Regions from separate parts of the Homo sapiens genome. Here region 1 is linked to region 2. Evidence: chromatin loops called from intact Hi-C (ENCODE). Cell type or tissue: Caco-2. All regions are shown on one strand. Region 1 has its middle 140 kb from the start of LRIG2. Region 2 has its middle 81 kb from the start of MAGI3.

Region 1 (5,000 bases), 91 kb after region 2:
ATTATTTTTATTTTTTGAGACAGGGTCTCACTCTGTCCCCCAAGCTGGAGTGCAGTGTCGTGATCACAGCTCACTGCAGCCTCGATCTCTTGGGCTTAAGCAATCCTCCTACGTCAGCCTCCTGAGTAGCTAGGACCACAGGTGCGCACCACCACACCCAGCTAATTTTTGTATTTTTAGTAGAGACAGAGTTTTGCCATGTTCCTGGTCTCAAACTCTGGGGCTCAAGTGATCCGCCTGCCTTGGCCTCCCAAAGTGCTGGAATTACAGGAATGAGCCACTGCACCTGTCCAGTTTCTTTATATTTTATTTTCCCGTACTCATGTCTACTGATGTTTGGAGTCCGGCAGAGGGGGGCAGGCAGTGACCTGGCTCTGCACAAGCAGCTTAATCCCTCTAAGCTTGTCTTCTTATCTGAAAAAGGGAGATCTCACCAGTCCATAGCTGGCAGGGTTACCGATTGAATGACTGAGTGCATGAAGAGTGATCAGCACAGTGCCGAGTGCTGCATGCGTGCTTCATAAACGTGAGCTATTGCTGTGGCTGCTCTTGCCTGCTCTTTTGACTGCAGCCCCTCTGCCTGGCCTCAGAGGCCCACCTAAGGGAAGATGTCAAAATCACCCTCTCCTGCTGACTGGGCCATTGTGTCTGGACCAAACGGGTGTGCTGGACTCCTGCCTTTGAGGCACATTTTCCCCAGCCAGCTCCATAAGCCTGGTAGGCCCACCTCCCACCAGGCCTGTGGTCACTCTGGGCCTGGATTCTAGGATGGCCCCAATTTAGGCACAAATTTAATCAGGGGTTTGAGCCGGGTGTCCTCTAGAACCAAAAAAAAAAAAAAAAAAAAAAAAACCACAGGGCTGACATGCTCATGTAATAAATGTCTAATTAAATTTTTTCCTGAGGACAATTCTGCCAGAAATTTGTCCCAACAGAGTAACAGAGTGGCTGGCAGAGGAGTGAGCATTGCCTAGGTGGGTTGTCAGTGGCTGATGGTGTCTCCCCCTGCAGGTCCAACTCCCAGAGCAGCTGTCCTCCTGGGGCAAAACAGAGCTACTGTGAAGCACCCTCTTCCCGGGCTCCTTTTTGCCTCCCTCACGCCCACCTGCTTTTCTGACCTTCCTAGCAGATCACTGCTGAGTGGACAGATGCCAGGGGCTCACTTTTCCATTGCCAGTGGCCTGACTGACAGAAGCATGGGCAATTCAGGTGCAAACTCAGTCCATATCTGTTACCGGTGTGAACCCCGAAAATCTGAGGCATGTCTCAGTTAATTTAGAAAGTTTACTTTGCCAAAGTTGAGGACACGTGCCCATGGTACAGCCTCAGGAGGTCCTGATGGCATGTGCCAAGGTGGTCAGAGCACAGTTTGGTTTTATACATCGTAGGGAGACATGAGATCAATCAACATACGTAAGATGAGCATTGGCTCGGTCTGGAAAGGCGGGACAACTTGAAGCAAAAGTGGGGAGGGGGCTTCCAGGTCATAGGTAGATAAGAGACAAATGGTTACGTTCTTTTGAGTTTCTGATTAGCCTCTCCAAAGGAAGCAATCAGATATGCATTTATCTCAGTGAGCATAGGGGAGACTTTGAATAGAATGGGAGGCAGGTTGGCTCTAAGCAGTTCCCAGTTTGACTTTTCCCTTTAGCTTAGTGATTTGGGGACCCCAAGATTTATTTTCCTTTCACATTGGCTAGGATTCTAAGAGACAGAGAGAGGACCCAGGTACAAGCACTGGGTGCTTCCTGCAAAGCCCCAGCCTCACTTGATTATTCTGTTCCCTTTAATGCATCTGCACGCCCTTGTTTCCAAACGATTGCTCATGCTGTTCCCTGTGCTTGAAATGCCTTCCCCCATTTCTGTGTGTAGAAGTCTTTAACGGCTCCTCCATAAAGTTTTCAGACACCCCCTGACCATTATGATCTGCTCATACCTCTAAATTAGCAATAATACTTCCCTCCATGTGTGCATGAGACCTCGTGTGCTCCATTCGAGTTGGTTTCAATTGTGATCTCATTTCATTTCACACATTTAAAAACATTATTCTGAGAAGGGGTCTATACTTCTGATTTCCAATGACACCAAAAAGATTAAGAATCCCTGACCTAGCTTGTGTTTAATATTTCAGGAGGGTGGAGACCATGTTATAGTCCCTTTTCGCCCTCTACCTTTAACACTGCCTAGCATAGTTTGTTGACTTGAACTTGCCAGTGTGGGGGACGGTCCCCACAACCAGTTGTGACAGTGAGTCCCACGGATCCGGCTGCTCATGGCTGGTAGAGTCCAATTAATAAGGAGTTCTGGCGGAAAGAAAGTGACTTTTATTCCAGAGCTTAGCTGAGAGGAAGAAGTACAGGCTCCTGCCTTAAGGGTATTACTTCAGCTTTCAGGGCAGAAAGCAGGGGCTTTTAAAGGGGGACTTGGAGTCAACCTCATGTAGGAGGTAGGGGAGGAGGTGTGGGGCCCATGTGACTTGCTTCCTGGGTCTTATCTATCAAGTGGTCTGGCTAGCACCATTGTGGGCAGGGCCCTGTTGTAAATTGACAATTTTAATTTTATCTAGGGCAAAATTTAGGTTGTAAATTAACTGTTATCTTGAGGCAATCTCCTGGCGAGAGAGAGTTCCAGAAGTGCCTGCTGTGTTTCAAGGTTCAGCCTCCAGAACTTCTAAGTAAACACATAGTTAGATAAGCTTGCCGTGTAGGGAGTGTCTGGTGGAGAGAAGGTAAAGGTTATAATTGCATTCCTAAAGAGCTAAGTAGGAGGTGGGGGAAAAGGAAAAAGGTTAAGAAAATCCATTTTTTTCTTTTAAAAATGTGGTAATCAGTTACACTCATGCAGCATGCACTGCTCAGGAAGGCAGCGTGTCCCTCATCAAGGCCCAGGGTCACTTTGATTTTGCGTGTGCTGCTCTGTTGACCAGGCCCTGGACTGGCCTTGAGCCTCCTGTGCTCCTGACCCAGACATGGCCACATCATGCTGGGATCCAGCAGTGAGCATGCACGCAGCTCCTCAAGGTCACACAGAGGCTCCGTCTCGGGGCTTAGGATCTCAAACACTAAATACAGTTTCAGCTGAATTTCCTTTTGACTAATTTGTCTTCTTTAGTATCCAAAGAGGAAAATCAGGCCCATTGTTCTGCTCTTAATAAAATAAAATTCAATCTGCAGAAGCAGAAGAAAGCTGGTGGTGTCTGCTCAGATATGCAAGCCTGCTTTTCTCTGAAATTGATTGATAGTTACACATACAAACATGATATCACTTTTATGTCACTAGAAATTCCTATTATCCATTTTACCCCTCCTTGAGGGTTTTTAGTAGTTGGTGGTTTGCAGTTAGAGATGTTCTAGGAAAACCGCAGAGATCTGACTAATGAAATGCAGGAAGACAGAGCCAAGAGGGAAGGGGAAGGGGACAACTGTTTTTCAGCAATTGCTGTGATCCAGACCCTGCATTAGGTATGCTACAAAGCTTCTTTCATTTTTTCTCCTAACAACCCTCTGGGTTGGGTATGATGATCTTCACTTTACAATTGGTAAAGCTATGCTTCAGAAAGGGTAATCAATGTCCATGGCCACACAGCTAGAGGAACAGGGCCAGGTTTGAACTCAGCTTTGTCTCACTGGAAAGCCTGTGCATTTCCCAGTCTTCAGGCAGCCACAGGTGAGGCCAGCTTGGAGCTTGACCTCCTCTCTGGAGTGACGATGTTTGGCCCTTGCAGCTGAGGCTGTCTGTGTGTCCGTAGCCCCTGGTGCTGCCCGACCTAGCACAGTCCTTGATAACTGGTGAAATGTCCAGCTACTTTGCTGATAGTAAATGAGCAAACAGGCAAAGCAAATGCCAAGAAACTCCAGAGCAGGCAGCAGGGCTCAGCAGCACCTCCAGAATTATAAAGGACAGGATGTCAGAGTTTCTGAAATCCCCAAATTATTGGTTGTCTTTGCTCCTTGGTCCTACTGTTCCCCTTTCACCACCATCTTCTCTACCCTCTCCTCTGAACATCCTCACAGTGGCTTCCTCTTCTTTTATTCTCATAAAAGCCTGCCCCCAGCAGAGGATTGCATACACCAATTCTCCCTGACTCTCATAAGACCTAGACCATCCCTTCCAGAGATTCTCTGTTTTCCAGGAGACAAAGAGTCTTATGCCTAAGGAATAACTTTGTGACTGTGGAATTCTTTGAAGGTAATGGGGTAGGTCATCTGAAGGAAGGTATGGGAAAAGGAGAGGGATGGAATGTCTTCCCCATGAAGCCACCAAAATTCCACTGGATGGACAGTTGCTAATATAGTTTGGATATTTGTCCCCACCCAAATCTCATGTTGAATTGTAATCCCCAATGCCGGAGGTGGGGCCTGGTGGGAGGTGTTTGGGTCATGGAGGTGGGTTCCTCATGGCTTGGTGCTGTCTTCATGATAGTGAGTTCTCATGAGATTTGGTCATTTAAAAGTGTATGGCACCTCCCCGTCACTCTCTTTTGCTTACTCCTGCTTTTGTCATGTGATGTGCCTGGTCCCACTTCGCCATGACTGTAAGCTTCCTGAGGCCTCCCTAGAAGCTAAGTCAGCACCATGCTTCCTGTAAAGCCTGCAGAGCTGTGAGCCAATTAAACCTCTTTTCTTTATAAATTAGCCAGTCTCAGATAGTTCTTCATAGCAATCAAGAATGGACTAATACAGAAAATTCATACTGAGGAGTAGGGCATTGCCATACAGATATCAGAAAATGTGGAAGCAGCTTTGGAACTGGGTAATGGACAAAGGTTGGAAGAGTTTGGAAGGCTCAGAAGACAGGAAGATAAGGGAAAGTTTGAAACTTCTTATAGACTGGTTAAATGGTTGTGACCAAAATGCTGATAGTGATATGGACAGTGAAGTCCAGGCTTTTGAGGCCTCAGATGAAAACAAGGAACTTACTGGGAACTGTAGCAAAAGCTCATGTATTATGCTTTAGCAAAGAGCTTGGCTGCATTCTGTTTATGCCCTAAGGATCTGTGG
Region 2 (5,000 bases):
GAGACAGAGTTTTATCATGTTGGCCAGACTGGTCTCGAACTCCTGACCTTAGGTAATCCCCTCGCCTCGGCCTCCCAAAGTGCTGGGATTACAGGCATTCCTCCCCCTCTTATTTCCCATTTCCACAAGCAGAGGAGTCTCCCCCCATGGCTACTGCTGCCCCAGGCCTGTGGCAAATGCTGCCTAGCTACCACTGATGCTCACTCAAGGCCCAAGGGCTCTTCAGGCAGCTTTTGGTAAATGCCACCAGGCCTAGGACTCTCACTTCAGGGCAATGGGCTCCCTTCTGGCCCAGGGAAAGTCCACAACTTCCATCCTAGAGCCAAGGCCTGGAATTGGGGGCCATAAGAGCCTGCTTGGTGCCCTTCCCCACTGTGACCAAGCTGGTACCTAAGCTCAAGTCAAAGACTCCTCTACTCTTCCCTCTGCCTTTTTTTCAAGCAGAAGGAGTCCTTCCATGTAGTCCTTAGATCTGCAAATGTGCTGGGTCACACCTGAAGCTAGCACGTCTCTGAGTCTCACCCAAGGCTCATGACAAATGCTGCCTTACTACCCCCTGCTGATTATTCAGGGCCCAAGGGTTCTTTGGTCAGCAGTTAATAAATTCTGCCAGGACTGGGTCCTTCCCTTCAAGGCAGCAGGTCTCCTCCTGGCCCAGGGTGTGTCTAGAAATATCTGGGTGCCAAGGCTTGAAATGAGCACCGTAACGACTCTGCCTGGTGTCCTATCCTATTGAGGCTGAGCTGGTATCCATGTTGCAAGACAAAGTCTTCTTTATTCTTCCTTCTCCTCCCCTCAGGTAGAAAGAAGGAGTCTCTTTCAGAGTTGTGAGCTGAGCTGCCTGGGGTTGGGGTAGGCGTCGCACAACCATTCTCTTGGCCACCCCAGGTTGTGTCTCACTAGGTCACGTGCACCCCAAGTCCACACGGCACCAGGACTTGCCCAGGAATTGCAGTCCTTGTGGCCTAGAGTGACTTTCGAGTTTATTTAGAACTCCATAACACTTTAGCCCATGGTATGAAGGGTGGCTGGAATTCAAGTTCCAACTTCTCAGATGGACAATTCCCCTGAGGTTAGGGCTGGTTGAAATGTTCCCTCCATGGGTGCCAGCTGAGACCCACCTGGTGTTTTGTTTGTTTGTTTCTGTGACAGGGCAGCACTGAATTCCAATACAAAGTCCCACAATCCCTGTGCTCTCCCTCCCCCAAGTACCCAGATTTTCTCCCTGTGCCATGAGGCTGCTGCCAGGGGATGAGGCGGGGTGGCACTGGCATTTCAAAACTGTCTTTCCTACTCTCTTTAGTGCCTCTTTCAGTGATACGAATTTAAAACCAGGTACTGTGATGCTCACCTGATTTTTGGTTCTTATGAAGGTGCTTTTGTGTGTTGATAATTGTTCAACTCGGTGTTCCTGCAGGGAGGATGATCAGTGGAGGCTTCTATTTGGTCATCTTGCTCTGACTCCTGATCCCTAGATTCTGTTATTATTATAGTAGACCCTACCGTAGGTCGCGGCTATTTTCTTACAGCAGTTTGCATTTTCCAAGCTCCTCTAATTATGCCCCTTTAAAAACTTGGGATTCTGTTGGTCGCATTTTCTAGACACCAAACAAGGATATACAGTTTGACCTGGGATTTTTGTCTCATAATCAACAATAAGAGATATTTTGTGTGATGTATTGTGGACACCACATTACTAACATTTCTGTGACATTCTTACTATAGGAAAAAAAAATCAAAATATTTGAAATGTAGAAAGTCCGAGATAAACAAGGGTTTATGGATATGATAGTTATAATAGCCCACAAATGCCCAATTTTGAGAAGTAGAGTCCAACTTCAAATGCAGAAAATAATATCTAACTTGATTCTTAGTGAAAACACAACTTTTAATGGGCAAATGTGCTGTTTACTAAATTAAAATGAGAAAAAGAAGGCTGAAAAGGAAACACCCCTTTATCATCAAGGGAATCTCTTAGAATTTTCCTCAAAGTAACCCTTCTGAATCCGATGGTCCAAAGAAGGCATTACATCTCCTGACTTGTTGTAGTTTTAAAAAAGAGGCGTGGGGCCAGGTGCAGTGGCTCATCCCCCCAGCACTTTGGGAGGCCGAGATGGGCAGATCACCGAGGTTAGGAGTTGGAGACTAGCCTGGCCAACATGGTGAAACCCCATCTCTACTAAAACACAAAAATTAGCTAGGCATGGTGGTGCGCACCTGTAGTCCCAGGTACTTGGGAGGCTGAGGCAGGAGAATTGCTTGAACCTGGGAGGTGGAGGTTGCAGTGAGCCCAGATGGTGCCACTGCACTCCCACCTGGACAACACAGTGAGACTGCATCTCAAGGAAAAAAAAAAAGACAAAGAGATGTGGGATGGAAGGGGATGGGGCAGGTATCATGAAAAAGTAAGAAGGCCGTACTGCAAACTACACATTAACATTATAGAACATTTTATGTAAGTGGTTACTGTTAATTTGTTATAAACTGTGCAAACTTTGGTTTTCAGTAACATTCAGATTTATCAGATTTACTCAAAAACAGGGAAGGGAAAGAGAGTTGAAAATTATATTTTAGCAAAAACATGGGAAAAAAGCTATAGTGTTTGTACACAAAAGTTAGCCTCCTAGTAACCAAGGCAAAGAGGAAAATATGATGAGTTATGTAACTTATTTTTATATAAGTTATATAAATAAGTTATATAAAATATAAAATATAAATATAAAATATAAAAACATATAAAAATAAGTTATATAACTTATTTTTTCAATAGAAGCAAACAGGCCAATTAGTCATGAGAACAACCCCTTTCTGACACTGGACTCTGTGAACAATTTGTCACAGGGGTTTTTTAATAGAGGAAAAGAAATTTTTTAATAAAGGACCTTGAGCAATTTAATGGCTGATATTTTCTAGTTAGGAGATTTTACATATATATGAGAGCAGAGCTGTTAAAGAAATGTGTTTCATGCAGGGTAGGAAAGACAGAATCACTCTCTCTCTCTCTCTCTCTGTCTCTCTCTCACACACACACACACACACACACACACACACACACCCCCAACACCTACATCCTTGTCAATGTACACATACCTTCAAAGGGTACGTGGCCCAGATGGGGTATGGCCATAAAGAAACCACAACAATTACATCATTACTCACTCACGGTTCTTCAGCAAGGTAAGAAGAGATATGTTCCCTTTGAAGTGGGCATAATCTTTCTTTCCATCCCAGACGCCTGTGTATGGGGAGTGGGATTTGTAACAGTTGACAAATTTTGCCACCTGTTCTGCCACTCTTTCTTCTATTGAGGCGTAAGGAAGAGTAATAGGTAGGGAGAAAGGTGTTCACATCATCTCTTCCACCCAGCAAGTTTTGTGGCTAGAGTCCTTCCTGGCTGGGGGGAAGAGCTGAATCTCTATGCTGTGATCCTAAAAGAGCAGGAAAGTAAGCTAAAGATGATATATGCTGGCAGGTATAGATGAAAATGGTAGTTTCATTGTGCTCTCCATGTTATAAAACAGGACACCTTCATAGAGAAAGATCAGAGGAATAGCATAGGGAAATGTGTTTTTCAGAATGCTACCTTCAATGCTTGACTGCTTGTTAAAGACCTATCAAAACAAACCCGAACAGGCTACTATGTGGTGCTTTGGTGGATTAACACTGGGCTGGCTCTTACATTCTGAGATTTCAAAGTTCCTTTGAAGTTAGTGTATTAGGAAATCACTTTGCAAGTCACACCACTGTAAGCTTTAGATGTTTCCTAATAACTCTGTGATGGAATAAGAGTTGACTAACTCTTCAGGATTTAACAAGGAAGATAAATTTTTTCTTGGCAAACATGAAAATAACATCCCTTAACCAGTGAAAAAAGAACACGGAAGTCATATGGCATTTGCCAAAGGTGATCTTTTCTTCTAAAAAGTCAATTTCCTTCAGAATTTTGTAACAGTTCTGTTCCCTTAATGTGGCCCTACATCTTAATATTACGGTAATTTCTTTAAAATATTAAAGTTTGACTTGTCATTAAAGTAACCATTATGATCCTCGATTTTGTTAATATTACTTTAGTGACCTTTCAGTTTGAGGAACATAAAGTCCTTCATAGGAGAATTAGTCTTCTACTTCCCCTTAGGATCACTTGGGTTGAATTGGTGATTAGGGTGTGAGAGCCTGGAAGGTGACAAGACAGTTCATCTCAAGTACCTCAGGGATCAGGTCCTGACTCCTGATACAAGTTAGAAGTTCCAGAAGTCCCCGCTTACCCCACAGTTGTGCGCTCAGTGGTTTTAGTTACAGGTGGTCAACCACATTCCAAAAATAGGTAAGTACAGAACAAGAAGGTAATTTGAGAGATAGAGATCGCATTCCCATAACTTTTATTGACATATATTCTTATACTCGTTCTTATTGTTGTGACTTTCTTACAGGGCCTAAGTTAGAAATTAAACTTTATTATATGTATGTATGTATAGGAAAAATGATAGTATATAGAAGGTTTTGGTACTATCTGAGGTTTCAGGCAACCACTGGGGGGCTTGGAAGGTATTCCCTGCAGATAAGGGAAGAATATTACTGTACTGGTTTTCCACATACTGAGTGCTTTTACAACATCAGTGCCTCTTAGAAAAGCTAAAAACAAATCACACAAAAATAAATAAAGAAAGAAAAACACATCACACTGATTAAAGAGTAATGTAACAGAAATGCTCTGCTATTTTAAGGTAGCTGCAACATTTGGATGTGAATCTAATGACTTTCCTGTTATCACATCTGTGTATATTTATAAACTTAGTGTAGAAACGTGTGTCACAACTGATCCCTTGAAAGTAGTCGAGGTTATGGTGTGGGGGATGAACATGAAATTTAACTACAAGATAAAGCTTCTTAAAAGGTCAGTGGGGTGGACAATAGCAATTGTTCCAGCTGAGCTACTTTTCACACTACATTTTTGATGCAATGACTAATTATTGTGATTATTTTCGCCAGCAAAGTTTTCT

The links. A loop is a pair of places that touch in the nucleus more often than their neighbours do. Peaks named below come from ENCODE experiments on the same cell type or tissue, not always from the same donor. Only the 100,000 strongest peaks of a DNase experiment are listed, where the experiment ranks them.
Region 1: a loop joins it to region 2, with 12 times the contacts of the local background. A loop is called at or near these places in 1 of 110 quality-filtered maps.

The regions. Positions count from the first base shown.
Region 1 is chr1:113,215,594-113,220,593 of GRCh38, reverse strand. No RefSeq gene overlaps it. Among named protein-coding and RNA genes, the nearest start is that of LRIG2, 140 kb to the right of the region's middle. In Caco-2, no CTCF peak of the experiment used is centred here; DNase peaks (open chromatin) are centred at 2,593 and 2,893.
Region 2 is chr1:113,306,681-113,311,680 of GRCh38, reverse strand. No RefSeq gene overlaps it. Among named protein-coding and RNA genes, the nearest start is that of MAGI3, 81 kb to the left of the region's middle. In Caco-2, no CTCF peak of the experiment used is centred here; a DNase peak (open chromatin) is centred at 3,080.